3 separate regions of the Mus musculus genome follow, and regions 2 and 3 are each linked to region 1. A link is a loop called in an ENCODE intact Hi-C map of the cell type or tissue named here. Cell type or tissue: heart. All regions are shown on one strand. Region 1 holds the start of LOC115487244 (a small nuclear RNA gene). Region 2 has its middle 14 kb from the start of Bcl2l10. Region 3 overlaps Tmod2 (tropomodulin 2).

Region 1 (2,500 bases):
GGCTGGGCTGGAACTCACTCTGTAGACCAGGCTTGTTTGTACCTCACAGATATCCTCCTGCCTCTGTCCCAGCCTCCTGTATTTCCAAGTGCTGGAATCAAAGGCATGCCCCGCCATGCCCCGCACCGCCATGCCTCGCACTCTTTTTCTTTTTTAGAAATATGGAACACTTCACTACTTATGTGTCATCTTTGCCCAGGGACCAAGCTAATCTTGTCTGCAGCATTCCAATTTTAGTACACGTGCTGTTGCTGCTGAAACGAGCAACTGCAAGATATTTAAAGTTACTTTAGTAATGAGTCATTCAACTCAGCTATTTTGATAAACTTCCCTAGAAATGTTCTAACTTTCAGACTGTAAATGTTTTTATCTGTTCAGGAAGGTGAATCTTCTGGAAAGAGGAAAGCGGAAGACGATGACAAAGCGAATAAAAAGCATAAGAAGTATGTGATCAGTGATGAAGAAGAAGAAGAAGATGACTGAGCTACAAACTGTGAATGCGTTTTATATATTTATTGTACAGCTTGTCTATAAATACAATGTAAACATGAGTTATTTTGATTGAGATTAATTGATCTGTTTGTGAAATTTTGATTGTAATAAAACATTTAAGGCAAGTCCCTATGCTTAAGAAAACTGCTTTTCCCAGAAAAAAATTTAAAAAGCAAGCTGACTTTGCAGGCATTTTAGAGAGTCCAGGTTTGGTGGATTTCTTTGCTCTTTGCCAACCATTCTCTCATTCCACACAAAGATCCGTTTCCTAGGTCACCTTAAGAGGATCACAGGGTGGTTGGCTTCAAGCAGTAAAGCCTGGACTGGAGAGATGGCTCAGCAGTTAAAGAACGTTGAAAAGCAGTAGCGATGATTCTCCTCAGACTCGTGGGTAGTCTGTAGGACTGAAATTGAGGAGACTGTGTGGCCATACTCCTTCCCAAGGACCCTTCCTTCCTTTTCCTGAATTTGTTGGCTGTGGCAGTATGTCAACATAGCTTACTTTCTTGTACACTTTTGTGCCTCTCTACTGCACTCTGTTGGCAATAACAAAGAATCACTACTCCCAGGACCAAGTTAAATCCAGCATCACCTCATTTTAACTGATTATTTTTGCAGAAACCTATCCCAAATAAGGTCACGTATATTGTGTAGTTGTTGTTGTTGTTGTTTTTTTAATAACATGATCCATGCTAAACCAGCTATACACCAGCAACAGCAGTCTTGCCCACCCCCCATGGCTCCCATGGCCAACTTGCTGCCAAGCTGCTCACACTTCCCAAGCCATCCACCCACTGTGACTTGCCTGCAGAAAGCCAGCTACCACTCACTCAGCTCCCCTTAGCCCAGTAAAATGATAACACTAGAGACTTGTAATAACCACCCACATTTATAATGGTAAATCTCCAAACCCAAAATGCCCACACAGAAAATAACAAAACTCAATTGATATAAATACAAGCTGCATACCTAGATCGGGCAAATGTACCCTACACTGCTTATCGCCCAACTATGAAATCCCTGGCTACCTGCAGCTTCTCCAGACCATTTGGCTCAGCTCCATCCTCTTCTGGTTCTATCTTGTCTCTCTCCTGCCTCCTGTCTCTTCCTTTTCCCCCCTCTCTAAAACTTACAGCTTTAGCCTTTATTTTACCAGTTAAAAAATGGGGAGAAGGTTCCCATAAAGTCACCCCAGTATGTCCTCATCCAAGGCAGCCCCTCAGGGGGAAACAGAATTAGCATCAAAATACAAACAGCACAAGGGCAATCTACAATAGTCACACTCTCAGATTCTGTGTGGATATGAATTCATGTGTAGGGTTACAATTCAACATGCTTGAATAATTACACTAAGTCATATATACTTTTTTTAAAAAAGATTTTATTTTTAAAGATTTACTTATTCATGTATATGAGTGTTCTATCTTCGTGTATACTTGTGTGCCAGAAGAGGGCACCAGATCCCATTCAAATGGATGTGAGCCACCATGTGGTTGCTGGGAATTTAGCTCAGGACCTCTGGAAGAGCAGCCGGTGCTCTTAACCACTGAGCCATCTCTCCAGCCCTAGCCCTATACTTTTAAAAAATACATGTAAAATGAACAAAACATAAAAAAGTGAAACATTTTTATTTATGTGTGTTTGTGTATATGTACCGTGGGGGAGGGGGGCACCTGAGATGGCCAGAAGGGGGCGTAAGATCCCCTAGAGCAGGAGTTACAGGTGGTTGTGAGATGTCTGACATGGGTCCTGGGAACGGAACTTGGGTCCTCTGCAGGAGCCGCATACGCACTTAACGACAGGGGCCGTCTCTCCAGCCACTAATTTTAATCTTTAAAAGTATGGTAACCTTTTTCCTTTTTAAAGAAAAAGTCCTGACTAACCATCCCACCCCTTTTCTTAACTTAGAATTTAAGTTCCCGTGTATTTTGTGGGTGAGCTGAAAGGTTTAAGAGCCCTTCTGTTGCCTCCATCCTTTCCAAGGCAACGTGTGTGTGTGTGTGTGTGT
Region 2 (2,500 bases), 110 kb before region 1:
TCTAGGGTCATTTAGGAAGAGGGTATCTCAACTGAGAAGATGCTCCCTCTAGACTAGCCTGTGGGCAAGCCAGTTTTCTTGATGGGTGACTGATGTGTCCAGTTCACTATGGGTGGAGCCAACCAACCCTAGCAAGGAGATTCTGAGTAGCATGAGAAAGCCGGCTGAGCAATCAAGGAGAAGCAGGTCAGAAAGCAGCATCCCTCCAGTCTCTGCTCCAGCTCCTGCCTCCAGGATCCTGCCCTGACTTCCCCCTGTGATAGAATATGACCTGAGAGTTGTAGTTACACTACAACTAAAATAAACCCCTTTCCTTGATTTGTTTATGGTCATGGTGTTTTGTCACAGCAGTAGATGCTCTAAGGCAGGTGAGGGCAAGTTTCAGACCAACTGGGGCAACAGGCTTCCAGGCCATCGGCTCAGTGGTCCATGGAGGAGTCATCTCAACTTTAAACTTGTAGGTTAATGTCGGTGCTGCATTCAGACACCTATGTGAATTGCTTGTATATTTCCTGTATTTCCTTTGAGACTATTTTATTGAGTGCATTGCAAGAGGGTGGTGTACACCTTGCAATAGAGTAGTGTACAGCCAACTTCTTGTATTTTCATAGAAAAAGAACCAAGGGGTTGGAGTGATAACCCAGTCATTAAAGGGCTGGCCTTGCAAGCAGGAGAACCTGAGTTTGTATGCCTGTCATCTCAGCCCTGAGGAGGTGGAGACAGAGGAGCCTTGAGACTTGCAGCCAGTCAGTCTAGTCAAATCAGCAAGGTCCAGGGCAGTGAGAGCCTGCCTTATAAACAAAGTGAGAGGGCAAGGAACATGACCTCTATCTCTGGCACACACACACATATGCATACACATACATATACACACATACAATCATATATATATACATATATATACACATATGAACACAAATACACATATGAATACACATACATACACATACACATGCACATACATTCACATATATATATATATATACATACACAGATATACACACATGTATCTGCATACACATACATTCATATATATACATACATATACAAATACATATACATACATACACATATACACACAGAGACAAAGATACATACATGCACACATATACACAGAAAAACAGATACGCACATAAACATATACAGAAATACAGACACATATACACAAGAGAGAAACACATATGTGCACATACACAGAGACACATACATACATATACACACACCAAGACACACACATACAGAGACAGACACACACATGAGAAAGTAAGAACTGGGGAAAAAAATACACTAAAAATTCCATGCTTGGCTCTGTATAGGGTGGGAATTGTGGTGACTTCTTTATTGACCCTTATCATAATTCACTACAATTGCTAAATTCTATGATGTGAGAAAGCACAGTTTATTATCAGGAACAAGATGATATATATTATTACACATATTAAAACGGTAATCAGCCTTGTGGTCCCCGGAAAGCCTCCCTGCCAGGTGTAGTTTGCCTGGTTTTTTTCAGAACAGACTGTGTTCTTCCACCAGGGGGCGCCTGGCCTTCAAATGGGACAGAGGAGCTGTACAGTGTGAAGGGTGAATCTTGCATAATTGCCGGACACACCTAACTTTAGTAAGAGTGGTTCGAAAGCTTTTGATATCCAATGCCTGTCTCACTGGTTACTAAAAGTATAAAAGCCCATTTTCCCTAAAATCAGTAAAACTACAGCAAGAGTTGGGCCCAGCTAGCCAGGGAGAAGGCAGGTGCCTACCCTTGGAAGGTTAGCAATCTAACCAGAAGAGCCAGCCTCACAGCTACCCTTCCCGGTGTGCACACCTGAGAGATGAGGAGACAGAGGAGACATCTGATACAGGATTACCTCAGGAGAGATGCAGAGGCCAGGGAATTACACTACTGTTAAGCATGGCCTACAGAAAGCCCCAAGAGATGTCTGGGCTCATGGCGCGACACTTGGCCTGTTAGTATCTATGTATGTGGGCAGCTGGAGGCTGGGTAAACACCAACTGTGTGGTAACCACTAGCTTCTTGGCAGTTGTGCAAGAAAAATGGAGTAAGACCTGACCAGAGGACTGGGGGGTAGCCAAACTTATACTATACATAGATGCCATGAGAAGATAGGAAGAGCCACCAAGCCCAGCGTGTCAGAGAGGACTTCCTGCCAGAAGTGGCAATCGAGCTTGTGAAGAAGGGCAGAGGGGAACCTGAAGGGTGAAGAAGCCCAGGCAGAGGGAACACAAGAGAAAATATGGCATCACCTATGAAATCCTTCTGTGTGGATGGAGCCAGGGCTAAGTGCATGGGCAGGCAGACAATGCCGAGGCAAAGATACTTTATCTGAAGGGCATTATGAAGCCCCTGAAGTACCTGCCAATCATAGATACCCAATGAAGTCATCAGTTATCTTTTATGTGGTCCAGTTGTTCTGGTTAGAGGTTTTTTTTTTTTTTTTTTTTTTTTTTGAACTTGATACAAGCTAAGGCCAGTTGAGACAAT
Region 3 (2,500 bases), 120 kb after region 1:
AATGCACATACAGATTAAGACAAAACACACTCTGACGTTTTTATATGTGCCAAGTTCAAGCAAGTTTGGGGGAGGCATCATAATATCTAATGACGGTTACAGAAAGTTACTGTAGGAGGGAAAGTTGCAGAATCGTTTTTCTCAACACAGAACAAACTCTAAATATTTATTTAGTTAAATGCCAAGACGCCTGTCTTGTTTGGAAAGCACAGCGCTGTCAAGAATCCACTTAAACCAATGCGTCTGTAGTGTAGGTTCTTAGCCTGTGCCTCAGGACCGTAAATTTGTTAGATTAAGTTGACCAGATCTAAGACTTTCAATTGATAAAATAAATTATCGAGGAATGGTGATTTCATGCCTGAAATTTTAGCACTAGGCAAGCTGAGGCAAGAGGATTACTGGGAATTCAAGATTAGTCCAAGATCCATGGTGGGTTCAAAATGCAGGCTACACAGCAAGACTCCTATCTCAAAACAACAGAAAGCTAATCTTAAACAATAAGAAAAAAAAACTAAAAATAAAGAGTTGCCAGGGAATTAAATGACGTCATATTGTGTTTCAAGTCTCACTTACAAGGGCCACAGGGTCATTGCTGCGGGTTGCAGCCAGGCTGAACTTCTTCACATGGGTGTTGGTCTCCAGAGACTTTGCAAATTCCTTCAGGGTTGGAATTGGAATGTTCTAAGCACAGAAAACAGGGTTAGTTAGAAACCATTCACACTGCGCTCCCACTCACCCTCAGTTGTTTTCAGTTTTGATTGGACCCAAGGTCTCAATGTCCTAAGCATGCGCTCTGCTACTGAGCTCCACCATCAGCAAGCCCCCTGCAACTTTTGACTATAACCTGTATTTAGATGGCTGATTACACATCTTTAAAAAAAATTTTTTTTAAGTCCATGTGTGATAACTAAGCTATTCTGAGAGAACAGCGCCTCCTAGTGCCCAATAAGGGAATGTAACTCAAAAGATTTTCCTTTTCCCCCCTTCTGCCCTATATCCTAGGGCAGGCTAACAATCATCGTCTCTCACACACATACCCTTCAGATATGCTTTTCTCCTTGGTCTGAAAACACCTGTTGTCGTCTTCTCCACCTCTGAAGAGCCGCCTGAATGATTTCCTCTTTGGTTTATGAGTTCTCCTAGGCAGCTTCACATTTTTCCTTTCCTACAATTCCATCACCACTCGGGGCTAACCACCTATGCTGCCAACATGTGGTCAGTGTTTGTCTCTTACTATAACATCCTCAGTGAACACTGGATGGATCTTAACTGGGTCTCCTGGAACCCAGGCCGGCTTCAATCTGGCCTCAATTTCACCAGGTTGTCAAAGCTCTCCTGAACTCACGGTGATTCCCTGCTTCCACCTCTACAAAGCGAGGTCTCTTGCACACAGCCACATGGAAGTGCCATGCTGGGAGCGGATCCTTTGGACTCAAGGTATGAGCTAATACATGTGTTTGTATTCTTTTCTTTTTATGTTTAGATTTGTTAATTGTATTTTATGAGTGTCTTCCATGCTTGGGTATATATGTGGGCTCTTTCTTACAAATCACATACACAAATCACCTGTCACTGTAGATGTAAGCAGCAAGCAGCAAAGGACAGCACTGGGCATGAGCCTGGCTGCATGATGGCTAAGCTGATCGACCACAGCAACTAAATCTCAACTCTCACTGACGAGCAAGTGAGATCATGAAATTCCAGTAGCCAATGACGTAACACATAATGCACATTCTATAAACATAATATAATCGGGGCTGGAGAGATGGCTCATCAGTGAACAGTACTTTGCTACTCTTGCAGAGGACCTGAATTCAGTTCCTAGCATCCAAGCTGATTAGCTCACAACTGCCTGTAATTCCAGCTCCAGGATCCACTATCGTCCTTGACCTCCCCAGGCAACTTCACTCATGCGCATGTACTCACATAGGACACCTATACACATAGTTAGAAACAGGAGGGATCAGGTCGGGGTGAGGGATGGAGAGAAAGAGTAAGGGGAGAGATAACTGGAACTGGGGGCAATGTGGAAATTGGAAACAGTGGAAACTGTTACAGTGGAAACTTCCTAGAACCTATGAGGGTGACTGTGATGGCTTGTATATGCTTGGCTCAGGGAGTGGCACTATTAGACCGTGTGGCCCTGTTGGAGTAGGTGTGGCCTTGTTGGAGAGGGTGTGGCCTTGCTGGAGTAGGTGTGTCACTGGGAATGGGCTTTAAGACCCTCATCTTAGCTGCCTGGAAGTCAGTATTCTGTTAGCAGCCTTCAGGTGAAGATGTAGAATTCTCAGCTCCTCCTGCACCATGCCTGCCTGGATGCTGCAATGCTCCCCCCTTGATGATAATGGACTGAACCTCTGAACCTGTAAGCCAGCCCCAACTAAATGTGTTTTTCTAAGAGTTGCCTTGGTCATGGTGTCTGTTCACAGCAGTAAACCCCTAACTAAGATAGTGACCCTAGCAAGGACTCACAGTAATGGAGGATACAGAGCCTGAACCA

The links. A loop is a pair of places that touch in the nucleus more often than their neighbours do. Peaks named below come from ENCODE experiments on the same cell type or tissue, not always from the same donor. Only the 100,000 strongest peaks of a DNase experiment are listed, where the experiment ranks them.
Region 2: it touches region 1 in a loop (8-fold over the local background); 2 of 42 quality-filtered maps call a loop at or near these places.
Region 3: it touches region 1 in a loop (4-fold over the local background); 7 of 42 quality-filtered maps call a loop at or near these places.

Annotation. Positions count from the first base shown.
Region 1 is chr9:75,465,816-75,468,315 of GRCm38, forward strand. It overlaps Leo1 (Leo1, Paf1/RNA polymerase II complex component), which reads left to right. Exons shown (of 12, transcript NM_001039522.1): 12 at 379-617. The coding sequence ends at 483. It overlaps LOC115487244 (a small nuclear RNA gene), which reads right to left and starts at 267; the gene lies at 156-267. In heart, CTCF peaks have their summits at 1,046 and 1,947 (motif pointing right); no DNase peak of the experiment used is centred here.
Region 2 is chr9:75,360,354-75,362,853 of GRCm38, forward strand. No RefSeq gene overlaps it. Among named protein-coding and RNA genes, the nearest start is that of Bcl2l10, 14 kb to the left of the region's middle. In heart, a CTCF peak has its summit at 1,535 (motif pointing right); a DNase peak (open chromatin) is centred at 1,558.
Region 3 is chr9:75,581,257-75,583,756 of GRCm38, forward strand. Tmod2 (tropomodulin 2) reads right to left here. Exons shown (of 10, transcript NM_016711.3): 7 at 574-681. Among named protein-coding and RNA genes, the nearest start is that of Tmod3, 23 kb to the left of the region's middle. In heart, a CTCF peak has its summit at 943 (motif pointing left); a DNase peak (open chromatin) is centred at 635.